Regions from separate parts of the Homo sapiens genome. Here region 2 is linked to region 1. The links are chromatin contacts, found by Hi-C or POLR2A ChIA-PET in ENCODE. All regions are on one chromosome and are shown on one strand. The core of a region is the stretch at or near the end of the contact, and the rest is flanking DNA. Distances in the headings are between cores, read along the strand shown.

The links. A loop is a pair of places that touch in the nucleus more often than their neighbours do. ChIA-PET counts read pairs that join two places held with the same protein, here RNA polymerase II (POLR2A). Pooled maps may share reads with other maps.
Region 2: a loop to region 1 is called in a pooled map, with 11 times the contacts of the local background. The contact joins the promoter of DYNLT4 here to the enhancer-like site in region 1. A Hi-C loop is called at or near these places in 5 of 50 pooled maps. POLR2A ChIA-PET finds 5 or more read pairs at or near these places in 2 of 52 experiments (CD4-positive, alpha-beta T cell and activated B cell).

What each region holds. Positions count from the first base shown.
Region 1 is chr1:40,385,773-40,389,321 of GRCh38, reverse strand. The region is part of intron 1 of SMAP2 (small ArfGAP2); the gene reads right to left. Among named protein-coding and RNA genes, the nearest start is that of SMAP2, 14 kb to the right of the region's middle. RefSeq lists an enhancer at 3,308-3,549. Within about 2 kb of position 1,738, at least 8 of the 41 ENCODE cell types and tissues checked have a DNase peak (open chromatin) inside an H3K27ac peak, as active enhancers do; they include CD4-positive, alpha-beta T cell, where a contact is called at or near this core.
Region 2 is chr1:44,805,222-44,808,600 of GRCh38, reverse strand. DYNLT4 (dynein light chain Tctex-type 4) reads left to right here and starts at 1,250. Exons shown (of 3, transcript NM_001377534.1): 1 at 1,250-1,276; 2 at 1,763-1,817; 3 at 1,922-2,708. The coding sequence starts at 1,933. The coding sequence ends at 2,598. It overlaps BTBD19 (BTB domain containing 19), which reads right to left and starts at 78. Exons shown (of 8, transcript NM_001136537.3): 1 at 1-78. It overlaps PLK3 (polo like kinase 3), which reads right to left. Exons shown (of 15, transcript NM_004073.4): 14 at 3,222-3,335; 15 at 2,611-3,114. The coding sequence ends at 2,923. RefSeq lists enhancers at 1-183, 1-229, 564-813, 288-1,487, 1,081-1,930 and 1 more.

The DNA.
Region 1 (3,549 bases), core at 489-2,988:
TCAAAAAAAAAATAATAATGCAGTAGCTGTTACCTCCTTTCTACTAATGTAGGACCTCTAATCCACCTCCTTAGAGGACTAAGTTTAAGTGAATGAGGACTGTATGAACAACATAAGATGCTAGTCAATGGCGCAAGGGTATTTCCGCACATCAGGTATATAATGTTGTGTCCGGAATTGGTGGGTTCTTGGTTTCACTGACTTCAAGAATGAAGCCGTGGACCCTCGCAGTGAGTGTTACAGTTCTTAAAGGCGGCGTGTCCGGAGTTTGTTCCTTCTGATGTTCGGATGTGTTCGGAGTTTCTTCCTTCTGGTGGGGTTCGTGGTCTCGCTGGCTCAGGAGTGAAGCTGTGGACCCTCGCGGTGAGTGTTAAAGCTCTTAAGGCAGCGCGTCTGGAATTGTTCGTTCCTCCCGGTGGGTTCGTGGTCTCGCTGGCTTCAGGAGTGAAGCTGCAGACCTTCGCGGTGAGTGTTGCAGCTCATAAAGGCAGTGTGGACCCAAAGAGTGAGTAGCAGTAAGATTTATTGCAAAGAGCAAAAGAACAAAGTTTCCACACTGTGGAAGAGGACCCGAACAGGCTGCCACTGCTGGCTCGGGCAGCCTGCTTTTATTCTCTTATCTGGCCCCATCCAATCACATCCTGCTGATTGGTAGAGCGGAGCGGTCTGTTTTGACAGGGTGCTGATTGGTGCGTTTACAATCCCTGAGCTAGACACAAAGGTTCTCCACATCCCCACCAGATTAGCTAGATACAGAGTGTGGACACAAAGGTTCTCCAAATCCCCACCAAGAGTAGCTAGATACAGAGTGTCCACACAAAGGTTCTCCAAGTCCCCACCAGAGTAGCTAGATACAGAGTGTCGATTGGTGCATTCACAAACCCTGAGCTAGACACAGGGTGCTGATTGGTGTGTTTACAAACCTTGAGCTAGATACAGAGTGCCGACTGGTGTATTTACAATCCCTGAGCTAGACATAAAGGTTCTCCAAGGCCCCACCAGACTCAGGAGCCCAGCTGGCTTCATCCAGTGGATCTCGCACTGGGGCTGCAGGTGGAGCTGCCCGCCAGTCCCGCGCTGTGCGCCCACACACCTCAGCCCTTGGGTGGTTGATGGGACCGGGTGCCGTGGAGCAGGGGGCGGTCTCGTTGGGGAGGCTCAGGCTGCACAGGAGCCCACAGAGGTGGGGGGAGGCTCAGGCATGGCGGGCTGCAGGTCCCGAGCCCTGCCCCGTGGGAAGGCAGCTAAGGCCCGGTGAGAAATCCAGCGCAGCGCCGGTGGGCCGGCACTGCTGGGGGACCCAGCACACCCTCTGCAGCCGCTGGCCCAGGTGCTAAGCCCCTCATTGCCCAGGGCCAGCAGGGCTGGCCGGCTGCTCCAAGTGCGGGGCCCGCCAAGCCCATGCCCACCCGGAACTCCAGCTGGCCCACAAGTGCGGCACACAGCCCCGGTTCCCGGAGCTGGCTCCCTCCACACCTCCCCGCAAGCCGAGGGAGCCAGCTCCGGCCTCGGCCAGCCCAGGAAGGGGCTCCCACAGTGCAGCAGTGGGCTGAAGGGCTCCTCAAGTGCGGCCAGAGTGGGTGCCAAGGCCGAGGAGGCACCGAGAGCGAGCGAGGGCTGTGAGGGCTGCCAGCACGCTGTCACCTCTCAATGTGAAAGTGCCGGCCCATCTTGCTGTGGTATGACCCATAAAGCTGTTCCTTATGTCCCTTATGTTCCTTAGGTCCCTTATGGGGAAACCAGGGTTCTCCCGAATTCCCCATTCCTTGCCTCAGCAGACATCTACTGCAATGAAGCAGTTCAGAATGATAATGCCCATAGCAAAGCCATCTCTACGTGGGCTCAACCCAGAGAATCCCCTTGGTAACTTTTTAAATTAGAGGGCCCACTTGACTACTCAAATCTGAACACATAAATAACCCATCACTCTAACAACAACACAAAAATTTATACTTCCTTATTTGTATTGTTAAAAAATTGAAAATTCAAATATTAACAATTGGGCAAGAGATAATAATGACATATTCCAATGCTGGGATACAATAAAGGTATTTACACGTTTTTAATGTCATGAAATAAGCTTATAATAAATGTTAAGCAAAAAAGAATGATATAAAATCATTATGGTATAAGCTCAAGTAAATGGGTGATAAGAATTATGAAAAATAAGGCCGGGCATGGTGGTTGATGCCTGTAATCCTGGCACTCCGGCAGGCCGAGGCAGGCAGATGATGTGAGCTCAGGAGTTCGAGACTAGCCTGGGCAACATGGCAAAACCCTGTCTGTACTAAAAATACAAAAATTAGCTGGACGTGGTGGTGTGCACCTGTAGTCCCAGCTACTATGAAGGCTGAGACAGAAGAACTGCTTAAGCCTGATAGAGGCTGCAGTGAGCTGAGATCGTGCCACTGTACTCCAGCTTGGGCGACGGAGCGAGAGACCTTGTCTCCAAAAAAAAAAAAAAAAAAGAATTATGAAAAATACCTTCAGCATCATTATATTTTTCATACTTTCCAATGATTTTTATCGTGGATAGGTTTCAGAATCATAAAAGATAAAGTTGTTGTTGTTTTAAAAAAAACCAGCATTTACTGATGTTTAGATTATAAGCACAGGGATCCTCCTATCTCCCCAGCTCCTAAAATCCCACAAGACAGAAAACAACTGGTCTGTTCCTATGGCAACAAATCTTTTTTTCCTTAAATGTATGAGAAGTCTAATGAAACTGGGACCTATTTTTACTCTGCCCGTAATATGGACCCTTGATCTGAGCCACTTGTGTCAGGCTACTTCTGTCGAGACTAGGCTCAGAACAAGTTAGAATGCTCAGGGAGCCAAGCCGGAGTCTTCCTGATTCCAATGTTTCATTTAATGAAGCTTCCTTTCTCTTTCATATAATCTGGGAATGTTAATACTGTAGTCACACTACAGGAAAGACCTTTCCTCAAGTTTCTCCTCCATCTGTAACGGTTCCTCTAACCGAACTCTTCATGCCTACTTTCAGAGAGACAAAGTCAATCCCTGTTCCAAACAGCTAATCTTTCAGTAAAAATGATTTCAACATAGCAGAAGAGCCTGAATCTCTTAATTCATTCTTTCTCAAATCAGCTGTCACACTCAAATTGGTTTCCGTCAGCTCTGCTGTTTTCAGCTATTTTGAACAAAAGCATCATGGTAAGAACAGGGAGTTTCCTTCCTGTTTCTCTTCTCAGGGTTTGTGTCAGTTATAAGGAGTGATAAAGTGTCAACAACAACAAAAAGACACCAATGCCCCCTTCTCTACAAGCTTTACACTACAGCATATGATGTCACCAGTTCACACAGAAAATTCTGTAAGAAATTATTTTTGAAGGCACAGAACAAAAACAACCACCTAAACAATATCAAGACAAAACTTCCTTAACTCAAAACTAGAAACACTAGAGAACTCATTTCTAAATCCACACATTTGGGGACTTCCAGTTAGACAAGAAAAGAGGAAGTTAAAGAACAAAATGTACTGTGTGCGCACTTCAGACCACTGAGGTGAAATAACATTGTAGGATTAAC
Region 2 (3,379 bases), core at 1-2,500, 4.4 Mb before region 1:
AAGCTGAGGCTGGAGTGGCCTATGGTCCTGGGAAGAAGCTGGCTGGCTGGCGGCGGCGGCGGCGGCGAAAGAGGCCCTGGCTGGGAGTCTGCCCAGGCAGCCGACGGGGTGGGAAGCCTGTGGGTTTCCATGGAAACTGGAGCTGGCCTGAGAAGAGACTCCACCCATCTCCCGGGCAGGCCCAGGGAAAACTTCAGCCCTTAGAGGGGCATTAAGCGCCATACGAGGGTCTTAGCCCCCGAAGCTGAGCCTGCCCTAGGTTCAGAGTTCAAACTCCTTGCCCTCCTAACCCTTCCCTCCTCCACAGGCACACAGGGTCAGGATCCGGTTAGCCAGGCCGGGGAAACCCCCACTCAACAGGGAAAATCCTCGCCCCCATAGATGGGTCAGGGCCCCGACCTGGCTTGTTTGGGAGGGGACAGTCCCATCCCTGCCAGAGGAGGAGTCACATGAGTTGTCAGCCCTGGCAGAGGTGTCACAGCCTCTGCCATCTCTGAAATGTAACTTTGGGGAAACCTAGGTACTAGAGGTGTAGCCAGCTAGGGACAAGCCCCAGGACACTTGGGTCAGCAAAGGTCACGAGGCTGGACTCGGGGTTCACTGCCGAGTCACTGCCACTTTATAAGGCCTGGTGCCTACCAGCTGAGCCAGTGGGCCTCCCCTCCCCCGCACATAGCCCTGAACTGAGGAAGTCATCCAAGCCCCACCCTAACTCTGCGCCGGGAGCGGAAATGTTTGTCCTTGTCGAGGCCGATGGGGAGACAACAGAGCCATGACGTGTTCCTTCCTGTGGGCCCAGACTCTGGATTCCTGAGCCACCACCCCCGCAGCCTCAAGATCTCCCCCTAACCTAGGCCTCTGTGACTTGTTCACGAATGGCCAGTCATCTGGCCATTCCACAAGGGGAGAAAATGGGCCCTGGCTCAAGAGTCCTGGGGTAGGACAAAGCCTTTCTGACCACAGCCTTGCTCTACATCTGCCCCTCTGTTGCCTGCGCTTAGGAAGTTTGCCTCTAAGCTGCAAGACCCTGTCGGCCGCTCTCCCTGATGACTCAGGGGCACCCCATGCTCAGCACATGCTCACAGCAACAATGCTCTCAGGTTAAGCCAGAGCCAGACTGGAGGGAGGGATCCTGGGAGGGAGGAGTGTTTGCTCTAGCAACCCATGGCAACTCCACAACACAGGTCTTTCCCCTCCCACTTGCCCTTCAGGCCAGCGGGGCCAGGGCTGTGCAGCCAGGACAGAACTCAGAAGCCAAAGCCTGCGGGTGACTCAGGTGCCTGAGGGAGTTTCGGGAGCAGAGGGCAGCCATCTCAGAACTGATTCTGGAGGAAGTGGGATCAGAGGCCAAAGGCAGAAGGTGGAAGGGGGCTTCATGAGTCATCTGCCCTCAGCCTGGGCCAGGTGTAGGGGAGATCTTTGTGCCAGCCACCCTAGAGTAGATCTGGGTGGAAGATGACTGGATTCAACACCCCCAGGGCTGGAAGGATCTGTGGGGTTGAAGGAGCTGAGTCTGTCAGTCCTTCCTGGTTAGGGGTTGGAGGCTCTGCCTCCACAGTCCAGGCTGAGGCAGAGGCCTGCCTCTCCTTCCAGAGAAGTCGGGTGGAAGGGAGAAATGGCAGTCTCTAAGACTCCGAGCGTACCTGGCTAACTTCCATAGTGCCCAGAGAAGGAGCTCAGTCGGCAAGGACTAGCCGAGGATCCCAGTCCTAGCAGCCTCCTGTCCCCTGCTCATGTGTCTAACAGCCTTTAACCTTCTCAGCACCTAGGAACCCAGGCAGCCTGGGACTATCTGATCCACTTGTTCTAAAACACAGGTAAGAAGGGGGTAGAAGGTAAAAACCCTTGACATCACTGAGCAAGAGGCTGGGGTGGGTAGACAGATGCCTGGTGAAGGCCACCCTGAGTGTGGTTCCTCCAGCCAGCAGGTCCATGGCCAGCAGGCCTCTGCCCCCGGGACGCCAGGAGGAGGAGAATGCCAAAGACTCCGGGCGGAAACCCTCACCGGTGCGGCCCCGAGGCTGCCTGCCCAGCATTGATGAGGCCCGACCGGCAGGTCCAGGTCCAGCCCCGGCCTCGCGCCGGGGCTCCATGCTGGGCCTGGCCGCGTCCTTCTCCCGCCGCAACTCGCTGGTCGGGCCAGGCGCGGGTCCTGGGGGTCAGCGGCCATCCCTGGGCCCGGTGCCCCCTCTGGGCTCAAGGGTCAGCTTCTCAGGGTTGCCCCTGGCGCCCGCCCGTTGGGTGGCGCCCTCCTACCGCACGGAGCCAGTGCCCGGGGAGCGCTGGGAGGCTGCGCGTGCACAGCGTGCCCTGGAGGCGGCGCTGGCCGCAGGGCTGCACGACGCGTGCTACTCCAGCGACGAGGCCGCGCGGCTGGTGCGGGAGCTCTGCGAGCAGGTGCACGTTCGCCTGCGCGAGCTCAGCCCGCCACGCTACAAGCTGGTATGCAGTGTGGTGCTGGGGCCGCGCGCGGGCCAGGGCGTTCACGTGGTCAGCCGTGCGCTCTGGGACGTGGCGCGCGATGGGCTGGCCTCGGTCTCCTACACCAACACCTCGCTCTTCGCGGTGGCCACGGTCCACGGGCTCTACTGCGAGTGAGGGGGAGTCCAATTCTGCAAAATTGTTTATTATCCTAGGAGGAGGCCCCCCTGGGGCTCACATCCCAATAAATAAGTGTCTGACAATAAATAAAAGTGGTCCATAAATAACGCCCCCTAGCTGGGAGCTAAGGCTCAGGCTTATCTTGGAGATGGGGTAGGAGCCAGCGAAGACAAGCCGCCCCCAACTCCAGTAAAGCTGGTCCCTGATTCCCTGGGGGATTCGGCCCAAAGCCCCCAGTGAGGCACCAAAGGAAGGGGGAAGGCCACAAAGGCAAGGGCCAGAGCCTGACAGGCACAGGCCTCAGGCCTCAGGGCTTGGGTCCTAGGCTGGGCTGCGGTCCCGGAGCAGGCGCAGAGCATAGCGGAGTCGCTGCCGCAGGTCTGGAGAGCAGCCCAGCTGCCGAAGGTGGGAAGCGAGGTAAGTACAAGCACTACGATTTCGGGCCACAAAAGTCACAAGGAGGGGCTCCCAGCCACTGAGAATCAGCTTGGTGTGGTCCCCGTAGAAGTTCACCTGCACACAGAGCATGACAGTGGTCAGGACCTAGGCTCCGGGCCCAGCTTCCTCCCCAGCACCCTGGGCCTCCCAGACCTTCCCGCAACTCCTGGATAGGCTCTTACCTGGACAGTGCCATCACTAAACAGCATGAGGAGAGCCTGATCCGTCTTGACCCACTGCAGCAGCAAGGGCGGAGCAGGTACCTCTACCTCTTCCACACTGGGCAGATCTCCACCCTGGGAGCAGGATCAGGGCAGGTCACTGATCCAGCGTGAGACAG